Linked DNA regions of Homo sapiens: region 1 is linked to region 2. The links are chromatin loops, found by intact Hi-C in ENCODE. Cell type or tissue: PC-9. All regions are shown on one strand. Links, peaks and the distances in the headings refer to the core of each region. The heading gives the core; the rest is flanking DNA.

Evidence for each region. Peaks named below come from ENCODE experiments on the same cell type or tissue, not always from the same donor. Only the 100,000 strongest peaks of a DNase experiment are listed, where the experiment ranks them.
Region 1: it touches region 2 in a loop (3.0-fold over the local background); 9 of 110 quality-filtered maps call a loop at or near these places.

The regions. Positions count from the first base shown.
Region 1 is chr4:165,197,699-165,203,090 of GRCh38, reverse strand. No RefSeq gene overlaps it. Among named protein-coding and RNA genes, the nearest start is that of KLHL2, 7.2 kb to the left of the region's middle. In PC-9, for the core only: no CTCF peak of the experiment used is centred there; a DNase peak (open chromatin) is centred at 3,180; H3K4me3 peaks cover 445 bases; H3K27ac peaks cover 1,718 bases.
Region 2 is chr4:165,462,417-165,467,746 of GRCh38, reverse strand. CPE (carboxypeptidase E) reads right to left here. Exons shown (of 9, transcript NM_001873.4): 2 at 3,161-3,357; 3 at 1-59. Among named protein-coding and RNA genes, the nearest start is that of MIR578, 79 kb to the right of the region's middle. In PC-9, for the core only: CTCF peaks have their summits at 2,570 and 2,773 (motif pointing right); a DNase peak (open chromatin) is centred at 2,746.

The DNA.
Region 1 (5,392 bases), core at 298-5,297, 260 kb after region 2:
TGTTTGCTGCAAAATTTAATTGAAAATCTGTTGGAATTGGTACAGGAAGTATCCAAAAATAGGTTTCACACTAATGTATATCAGGTAAGCAATTTCTCTGTGTTTTAAGAAAAGGAAATTTACTTAATCTATTTTTACTTATATATAGCTTTATGGTATCTATTTATGTAGTCTGGTGATGTAATCCCTCATAGAATTATCTAGGACTGAACATCTTTCTACACAGTCAGCAGTGCTGGGGGGAAGAAAAAGCAAGTAAAATTTCTTGATAAATTATGCGAAGCATTATTAGGTTGTTGTCATTCATCTGAAATTATGCATCCACACATACACAAAAACTTCTCCCCACAGCTTCTGCCTGTCCATTACAGCTGACTGTTAATAGCACAGGCCCTAAGCAAAATTGTGAAATAAGTTTGCCTTGGCATTCTCATTTTTCCCATTTTCTTCTCTTTTTTCATGTGTCAATACATCTCTCACCTTTGACACCATCTACAGGTCTCCAGTGTCCTCTCTCCATCCCTAATCAAAACTTAGAAATGATCAGACATCAGCCAACAGAATGATTAGTGAACTACACTTTAAAACAAATGGCTTTTAGACATGGGGTAACCTCATACTAGTATCATTTGAGCTGAATAATATCTTTATACCCTACCCCTATTGTCTTTCCTAGAATGCATTCCCATGTCATCTATATTATTTTAATTACAAAATTATTTACAAGTTGTGATGTTTAAATGTGTCTTTCATTAATATAGGTATTACTGAATAACACTGTGAAATGAATGCTTTACTTTGATAAGGGACAATGCAGAGTATAGGAGATAAAAAGTATTCTTCTTAAACTCTAGACCTTTTGAGACCATACCTCAGGGAGTTTGTATTACTTGTTCAAATTGTTCACATGCTAATACAAAAAGATAAGTCTTGAATTTCCACATAAATCCTAAAATTTGAGCTCGGCCCAAGTCTTGGAATTATTTTTGCAAGAAAGAGTCCTTTGCCAAGAAATCCTTTCTAGTTCTTAATCTGGTACTAGTCAGCTTCTGGATGCAGAGAAGCATGTTTAATGCAGGATATAAGTGGTTAGTCAATTCCTGAGGCATCCATATTTCTTCATTTTCCTTGTTAAGATCTTGGTAATAATCCAACCCAAGAAATAGAATTAAATCCAGGCTGCATATGTATGAGAACTATTCTTCATTGAACTAAAAATGAACCTGAGCTGCCATTTTGAAGTCTTTGTTAAAAGCCAACTAAAATTAAATCATGAGAAAAATATTCAAAGTCATATTTTCTGAGGCAAACTGATTCAAGCTGATCTTGATTGTATTATATTTAGATATACGTATCAACTTTTTTTCTATGTCACATACGGAAAATACTGACCACCCTATTTTAAATTGCAACTGGCACTCCCCCTGCACCCTCAACACTCCCTAAACTTATTTTCGGATTTGTTTTTTCCCCAAGCACTTATCACAATTTGACCAACTCTGTGTCTTATTTATTTCACGTATTTTCTGTTCTCTTCTTTGGAATGTAAGCTCTATGAAGGCATGAATTTTAGTCTGTTCAGTCCCAGGGCCTAGCAAAATACCTAACACATATTATACATTCAAGAAATACTGTTGAATGAATGAACTGGCACCAACCAAAATGTTTACCTCCAGGAACATATATTCCAACTCAAAATTCAAGCAATGTGCATTTTAATAGATATATGGCTACATCAATGTATCAAATTTATTCTTTTTTACTTTTGGAAGCATATAAACAATGATACCCAGAAATAAAGAAGGTACAGAGAAATTTTCTTTGATTTCAGTGAGTCAATCAGCCAACAAATTTATTGAATGCCTTCTTTGATGATTACACTGTGATAGGTGAGTCCGTCTGGGGGAGCAGTTAGGAGTAATATGAAACTTAGGACAAGGATTCTCCCCTTAAGATAACTGTAATCAACTTCAGTCATAAAAATAAATCCAAATTTTAAATAAAACTAATTATCTCAGCACTTTGGGAGGCTGAGGTGGGAGGATTGCTTGAGTCCAGGAGTTCAAAACTGTTGTGAGCTATGATTGTGCCACTGCACTCTAGCCTGGGTGACAGAGCCAGACCCTGTCTCTAAAAAATAAAGCTAGGCCAGGCACAGTGGCTCACACCTGTAATTCCAGCACTTTGGGAAGCTGAGGCAGATGGATCACCTGAAGTCAGGAGTTCAAGACTAGCCTGGCCAACATGGTGAAACTCCGTATCTACTAAAAATACAAAAAACTTAGCCAGGCATAGTGGTAGGCTCCTGTAATCCCAGCTACTTGGGAGGCTGAGGCAGAAGAATCACTTGAATCTGGGAATTGGAGGTTGTAGTGAGCCAAGATGGTACCACTGCACTCTAGCCTGGGCGACAGAGTAAGACTGTATCTCAAAAAAAAAAATTTTTTTTTTAAATAAATAAAACTAATTAAACAAAAATACCAGACAACAGAGTCTTCACAAGTAAGATAAACTCTGACTTGAGCACTTAAGAAAGAGAAAAGTGGCCGGGCGCGGTGGCTCACACCTGTAATCCCAGCACTTTGGGAGGCTGAGGTGGGTGGATCACTTAAGGCCAGGAGTTCAAAACCAGCCTGGCCAACATGGCAAAACCCTGTATCTACTAAAAAATACAAAAATTAGCCTGGTGTGGTGGCACACACCTATAATCCCAGCTACTCAGGAGGCTGAAGCATGAGAATCACTTGAGCCTGGAAGGCAGAGGTTGCAGTGAGCTGATATGGTGCCACTGCACTCCAGCCTGAGCAACAGAATGAGACTCCATCTAAAAAAAAAAAAAAAAAAAGTTTATCCATGATAAAAGCATGAAGTAGTGTAGTGTGGCACAAATGAAAAGAAGCAGCCAAATGGCAATGGTGGGATAAACATGACTCAGTGACTAATTGGATATGGGGGGCAAGGAAGATGAAGTAGCCTGAAAATATGATGATAGAGTTGGTAAAAATAAGAAAGTCACATGGGATAGATGATGGTGTGTGGTTTTAGGCCTACAGAGTTTGCAGGAACCTCAAGATATCCCAGTGAAATGTCCAGCGGAAAGTTGTAGATTAGCCAGATCAAGGACACCTGGTACAAAGATAGATTCACTCTCATAAAGTTATTGGCCCCTGAAGAAACTGGTAATGCAGCTTTCTGTGGTCAACTACATTGTTCTTCACATTGCTCTGGGCATTGGCTGGCGTCCCAGGGCTGCTTTCTTGGTTGCTAATTTTTAAAATAATTCAAAGCAAATAATACAGGATTACATCCTTTTTTTTTTCACAAGGCTTTACTGGAAAGAAAATGATTACATTCTTATAGTAGAAATTCAAACCATAAAATGAAAGTTCTCATTGACCTTTCCCTTAATCTCCTCACCAGAAGTAGCACATGTTAACAGTTTTAAGTGTATCTTTTCAAACATTTTTCTGTGTAGTTGCATACATATGTGGTACACATGGAAATAGGTGGGTTTGTATTTGTTTCATGTAAGTGGAATCATGCTGTAGGTACCTTCAGCCCATTAGCAGCTGCTAAGGAAGGCTTACTGCCAATTTGCTGTAACTGTGGGAGACCCAGGCAGGGAGAGCTCAGCTGCCAGTTGCCAGTACATGTACAAGTTAAAATGATGCAAATTTCAGGGAAAAACTTGAATACTAGAAGGTTGACTAATGCATTAGGTTAAAGAGTACCTAGTGCCAGGTGGGTACTACATTGCATCTTAGTACCACAGACAACTTCCTCCTCCATTCTGACCAAAACATACCCACTCTTTTGGAAATCTTATTTTTGCTCTAATCCTTAGGGAGATAGATTCAAAGCCACTACTCCTCCAGTAAAGATTCGTTTTTTTAAAAATTGGATTTTACATTGCCTGAAGTTCTTAATATTTCTAGATTCTCTATTTCTATTTTTCATATCTTTTGTTCCAAATTTTACTTTTTCTCTCTATGATTTTTCATTCCAGTTACCTCATCTAGGAAGACCTGGAATGAGGGATTAGAGAGCAGATTTATGGTGGATATCTATTCATTGTATTTTGGTCAAAAGCTGCAGAAATTTTATTCTTTTGTATTTTAGTTCCCAGTTAAACCTTCCTAAAGCCATAGTAATTACATACCTACTTATAATAATGATTTACTTTAAAGCATATTTAAATATTGCAGCAACATGCATTTTATTTAACACAATTCATCTTTAAAGTTCTAACTGTGGGAAGCTGTATGTGTTCATAATTACAGTTTATTTGAATGTGTAGTATTTTTGGAACAGTGAAGCACCATACTTTGGGGGGTGAAATGAAAATAATTTATGTATTTTTAAATGAATCAAAGTTTTTCTTAATGTTCAGTATCTAGGATAATTTGAAAATTCATTGGTTCAGTTTTGTATCATAAGCTATGAATAAAAATATCTTTATACAATGGAACCTCACTTATGTGGTTTTCAAAATCCATCATGTGACCACCACCAACTACTTTGGTAATTGTGGTGATTAAATCATCTTTGAGAGATTTTTCTCTCATACCTTATTCCACACCAAATAATTTTTATGAGTAAGTGGAGGTATCTTTCACAGGGCCAGCTGAAAATGATTCATACTTCACCAACAACTAATTATAGTTATACTCTTAGAAAAATATGGCTGAAGCCTCTTTGAAAACTCAGTTAGTCCATTTACCTAATTTCAAATGGGAGTATAACCGATTTTAAAGGCATTCAGGGAATATTCAAGAACTTTCTCCAGTAACTCATTGTACAATTTTACAGTCCTTTTCAAGATTCAGAACTTAGCACTGTGTTTGCTGTGGAGGCAGATTCAAAATATAACCTGCCCAGAAACAGCTTGCCCACCCCGAGGAAATTTTAGGATATACATACTAAAATTATAGAGGAATATGATTTATGGGTGCAATGATAATTTGGGGGTGGGATTATTCCAGTAACACTTTCTGGAAGAGGTATAATTTGATCTGGACTTCAGGGGACATATAGGATTTAGATTAGCAGAGAAGAAAAGGGAGCAGCTTCCTCATGTAGGGGAAAAAAAAAATAGAAATGTTGGACCTGGCAGAAATTATAGGTCAGCCCTAACTGGAATTGAAGAGCGGTAAGTGAGATTAAAGAAGTTAAGATGAGATATTTTCCCTGGGCCTCCCCCCACACCCCCAAAGCTTTTAAATTTATCTAATAAGCTAGAAACCACTGAGACTTTTTAACAAGGGAGTACAATATTCAAGTATGATATTTAGTGAGATTTATCTGGCTGAAGTAGTTAGACCTAATTAGGAGTTGGGAGATTTTGGAAGGAAGGATATTGATTAAGGAGTCATTACATGTGCATCAAAATTTT
Region 2 (5,330 bases), core at 1-5,000:
TTCAGATCTATTCCCTGGGCATTGCTTCGACCCACAAACCAGTCCTTGAGTTCACCAGGCTAAAAAAAAAAAAGTCAAAGAGAAAAATCATTAGTTGCTTATTATTATGTCACTTTCTATTTAAGGTCCCTATCAATGCTCTTTAAAATAACTATTAAGATTATTTACTTCAACAATGCCCTCCCATGTCAGCATTTTCACTACTTTACTTATATAAACATGAAGGTATCAGATTTAAAGTACTGTGATGGGCCGCATAATGACATTTCTTACCACGACTGACAGACTATACAGCAGTGATCCCATAAGACTATAATGGAGGTGAAAAATTCCTATTGCCTAGTGACATTTTGATGATCCTGACCCTGTGTAGGCCTAGGCCGATATGTGTGTTTGTGTCTTAGTTTCTTTTTCTTTTTTCTAAGAGACAGGGTCTCACTCTGTTGCCCAGGCTTGGGTGCAGTGGCATAATCACAGCTAACTGTAACCTCAAACTCCTGGGTTCAAGTGATCCTCCCTCCTTGGCCTCCCAAAGCACTGGGACTACACATGTGCACAATCATGCTAGGCTAAGTTTTTTATTTTTGGTAAAGACAGGGTCTCGCTATGTTGCTCAGGCTGGTCTCAAACTCCTGGCCTTAAGCAATCTTCTCCTCTGGGCCTCCCAAAGCACTGGGATTATAGATATAAGCTGCTGCACACAGCCTGTGTCTTATATTTAACAAAACATTTGAAAAACTAAGAAACCATTAAAATGCTTTAAAAAAGTTTTAAAAATAGAAAAAAGCTTGTAGAATAAAGATATAAAGACAGAAAAGATTTTTGGACAGCTGTACAATGTGTTGTGTGTTTCAATCTAAGTGTTATTACAAAGAGTCCAAAAGGTTTTTAAAGTTTAAAAGTTTATAAAGTAAAAAAGTTACAGTAAGGTGGCCAGGTGCAGTGGCTCACGCCTGTAATCCCAGCACTTTGAGAGGCCAAGGTGGGTGGATCATGAGGTCAGGAGATCAAGACCATCCTGGCCAACATGATGAAACCCCGTCTCTAATAAAAATATAAAAAATTAGCTGGGCATGATGGCACGTGCCTGTAATCCCAGCTACTTGGGAGGCTGAGGCAGGAAAATAGCTTGAACCAGGGAGTCGGAGTGTGCAGTGAGCCGAGATCATGCCATTGCACTCCATCCTGGTGACAGAGTGAGACTCCATCTCAAAAAAAAAAGAAAGTTACAGTAAGGTAAGTTTAATTTATTACTGCAGGAAGAAAAATAGTTTTTATAAATTTAGTGTAACCTGAGTGTACAGTGTTTATAAATTCTATAGTAGTGTACAGTAATGTCCTAGGCCTTCACATTCACTCACCACTCACTCATTGACTCACCCAGAGCAACTTCTGGCTCCATTCATGGTAAAAGCCCTGTCCAAAGGTACTGTTTTTATCTTTTATGCTGTATTTTCACTGTACCTTTTCTATGTTTAGATACACAAATAGTTACTAGTGTGTTGCAGTTGCCTACAGTATTCAGTACAGTAACATGCTGTACAGACTTGTAGCCTAGGAACCATGGGCTATATCACATAGCCTAGGTGTGTAGTAGGCTACACCATGCAGGTTTATGTAGGTGCACTCTAGAATGTTCACAAAATGACAAAATCACCCAACATTGCATTTCTCAGAATGCTTCCCCATTATTAAGAGATGCATCACTGTACTTGTCATAAGTATTTTGAAAATATGTTCGATGAATAATATTTTAAATGTTAATAATATAAAGAGATATTTATCAAATTTCACAATATATATTCACTAGTTATAAATGACCTATTTCAAAGCATATCATTCTATAATTAGATTTAAGTAAAATATTCATTGCCTCTGTAAATCACAGCAACCTATTTTTTAAATATTTAGAAGAATAACTAAAGATTAGAAGCTTAAAATGAATTTAACATGCGTTATAGACTAATAACATGTCTCCCTCTTATAGTCTTCATGAAAAAATATGAACCTAGAACAAAAGTTCTAGGGCTTTATGATTTGAGGAATTTCTCTCCCGTTTAAACTCTTCATTTAACTAATGGTACAATCTGGAAAACTAATAAATTTTCGGTATATTTGTTTCATTTTATAATGTGAATTTTCTTGTTTTACTGTTAAATTATATCACATGATATAGATATATTTCCCACATATTTTAAGTCATGGAAGTTTAGATACCTTAGACTGTGAGGGATAAAAATCTATAAGACAGAAAACAGCAATGATAATCTGTTGCCCATGTGTCTAAAAATTCTGAATATTACCTTAAAATATTAAATAATTTAATTTTATATATTACTAGAATTTTTCTCTCATAACTTTAGAAATCGTATCAATTTTATATTTATTTACAGAAATTGGCTGGGTTTCTTACAATGTCAAACTATGTCATTGGATTTTTTAGCTGTAGATAAACATGCTAAATATTAACTTGAATGTGTTCCCATGTTCCCATAGACTAAGAAAATTATTTTAAACTGTAGAAAACAGCAAATATAATGTCCCCCGCCCCGTCCAATAAAATAGGAACACACACCATATATCTTCTCTTAAAAAGGCATTACTTTCCAGTTCATCTAACAGCGAAGATATATTAAATTATTTTTAGTTAAGAGGTAGGGTTTTCGCTTGTTTTTTAACTTTACTCAGCGTATGTAAAAACCAAGTAAACATCAGTAAAACATTATTCCGGCCAAAAGTATTTCTTCCTTAAATTCAGTAGAGGGCGCTGTGACACTGGCTCATCCACATACACCCATGGCGTTACTCTTCAACAAAAGGCAGTAGATATTTTTTATATTTGTAGATTTTTAAAACAAAACTTACCTAGTCACAAAAATGGATGAATAATTTATTGAAAAACATAAAACAGAACACTATTAGAACATTAACTTCTTAACACAATTTCTGATTTGCAGTCTTCACTGGAAAAACTCACCCATAATCCCTTTCATTCTAAACTATTTTCTTACTGGTGAGTTGAATAATGAATGCATCACTTATGCCCTCCACTGCACCATCTGTAAGCTTTGTGCGAGGGCATAATTTTTAGATAAACATGTATGTACAAACATACAGAAAATGAAGAAAGCACGCCTGATCTGAGCTGCCTGGCACTCACCTGAGACGCTGCCTTCTCAAAGCCATCTGGGTTCAGGGAAGGCATGATGTGAATGCGGGTACTGTGGATCAGGTTGACAATTGTCTCGTTCCCCTTCTGGTATTCGTTGCATAGGTACTGGGCCAAGAAAATGAGCAGTTCTCGTCCAACAGCCTCATTCCCATGCATATTCCCAATGTATTTAAATTCAGGCTCACCTAAAAGATTAATAGATAGCATGGAGATGTTTTCTATGACATACAGAGCCAAATATATTGTATACCTACAAATGTATTATGAATATCTGATGGGTTTTTTCCTCCAGCAGCGATGCCTTAAAAAAAAATCTACCGTAGACATTAAAATACCCCTTCTATCCTTCTATTCCTCGCCTCCCAGCTACCCACCTGTTATGGACTGAACTGTATTCACCCAAAATTAGTATGTTGAAGGTCTAACATCCAATGTGACTGTATTAAGGAGGTAATTAGGGTTAAATTAAGTTATAAGTGTGGAGCTCTGATCCAATAGGACTGTCATCTTTATAAAAAGAGGAAGAGACACCAGAGCCCTCTTTCTCTCCTCTGCACAGAGGAAAGACCATGTGAGAGCACAGTGAGAAGGCGGCAGCCAGGAGGAGAGGCCTCACCAGAAACCACCCCTGCTGCCACCTTGATCTTGAACTTCTAGCCTCCAGGCCTGTGAGAAAATTAATTTCTGTTGTTTAAGCCAGCCAGTCTGTGGATATTTTGCTATGGCAGTCTGACAAGACTAATATACCATCTCACCCACAATAACTAATAATAATAACACACTACGTGCCTCCTATTAAACACTGTGCTTTGCATGTTTTCTTATTTAATCCTGACCAAACATCTAAAAATAAGTATTATTATCCAACTTCATTTTGCAGATAAACAAACTGAAATTCAGACTGCTTAAGAAGACTGTCTCCATAGTTACATGGCCTGGGAAGCCAGGATTCAAATGCTAGTCTTCTGGTTTACTTAAACGTCTATGTTTTTGTTTTTTTGTTTTTATTCCTAAATCATAGTGATTGAGAGGGGCCAGACTGCATGGATTCAAATCCTAGCACCAATTCTTACTGTCTAGGCTTGGGCAAGTTACTTCAGTTCTCTGTGGCTCTGTTTTTCCATCTAAAAATTAGAGATAACAATAGATTCTAGCCCATACGGAAGGTTATTATAAGAACTAAATAAAATAATGAATGTAAATGCTTAGAACAGTGCCTGACAAATAGCAAGTGCTATATGTTTCCTATAATTTTCTTTAATATTATTATTACATGACATTATCTTGTCATTGTGAAGTTCCTTGCCATACATAATCTAATTTTCTCTTCACAACAGCCCACTAAAATGTGTAAGGCATGTATTTTTATTATCCTTATGGTATAAATCAGCCCAAAGAGGATATACTTTGCTGAAGGGCTCAGAATACTAACAAAAGTCACTGTTGCCTGTTTGTGAGACTCTCCATTGCGTTTTAGGAGTAGTAATGAAATTGCAGAACGTAGCAGCAAAGTGATCTCAATTAATCCTGTTGTTCTGCTCGTTTCTGCTTCATCCATCCCACGGGCCCAATTTCTGCATTTACAAAATCACTAAGACTGCTGGTTCTTGGTATAAGAAAGCAAATTAGAATTATTTTTCTCCTGGAAATATGTTAACTAAGCATTCTTTGCATGAGATTCCTGAGTTTCTGAATTAAGTGACTATTCACCCCAGAAAACTATGACCTTGTGGTGACCTCTCAGCCTGAGCTTATGCTAATCTTAATCTAAGGATCAGGTGGGAGCAGGATCGGGGCTATTTATACCCCCCTCAGTTTTTACTTTGAGGGAGAGTCTCTAATAAAATTACCCCTAGGGACTTGCCCAGAAAGTAAGAGAAGAGATGAGGAGGTGTGAGAAGAGATGTTTTCTTGGCTTCTGATTTCAAAGGTAATAATAACCTTCTTCCTTTCTGTAAACTCATGCAGTTTATACCCTCATTTATGTGATGTATTCATTTGATTGAGGCACAGGAGAAACTGCTGCAGCCCATTAGAGAGAGAGAGCAAGTAGCCAGGGGAATATTAGAAGCTGGCTTCACAAGTTTTTTTGAAAAAGTTGCACTAAGAAGGCATTTTGGTCCTGCTCCCTTCCCCAAAACAACTTTGAAGCTTCATG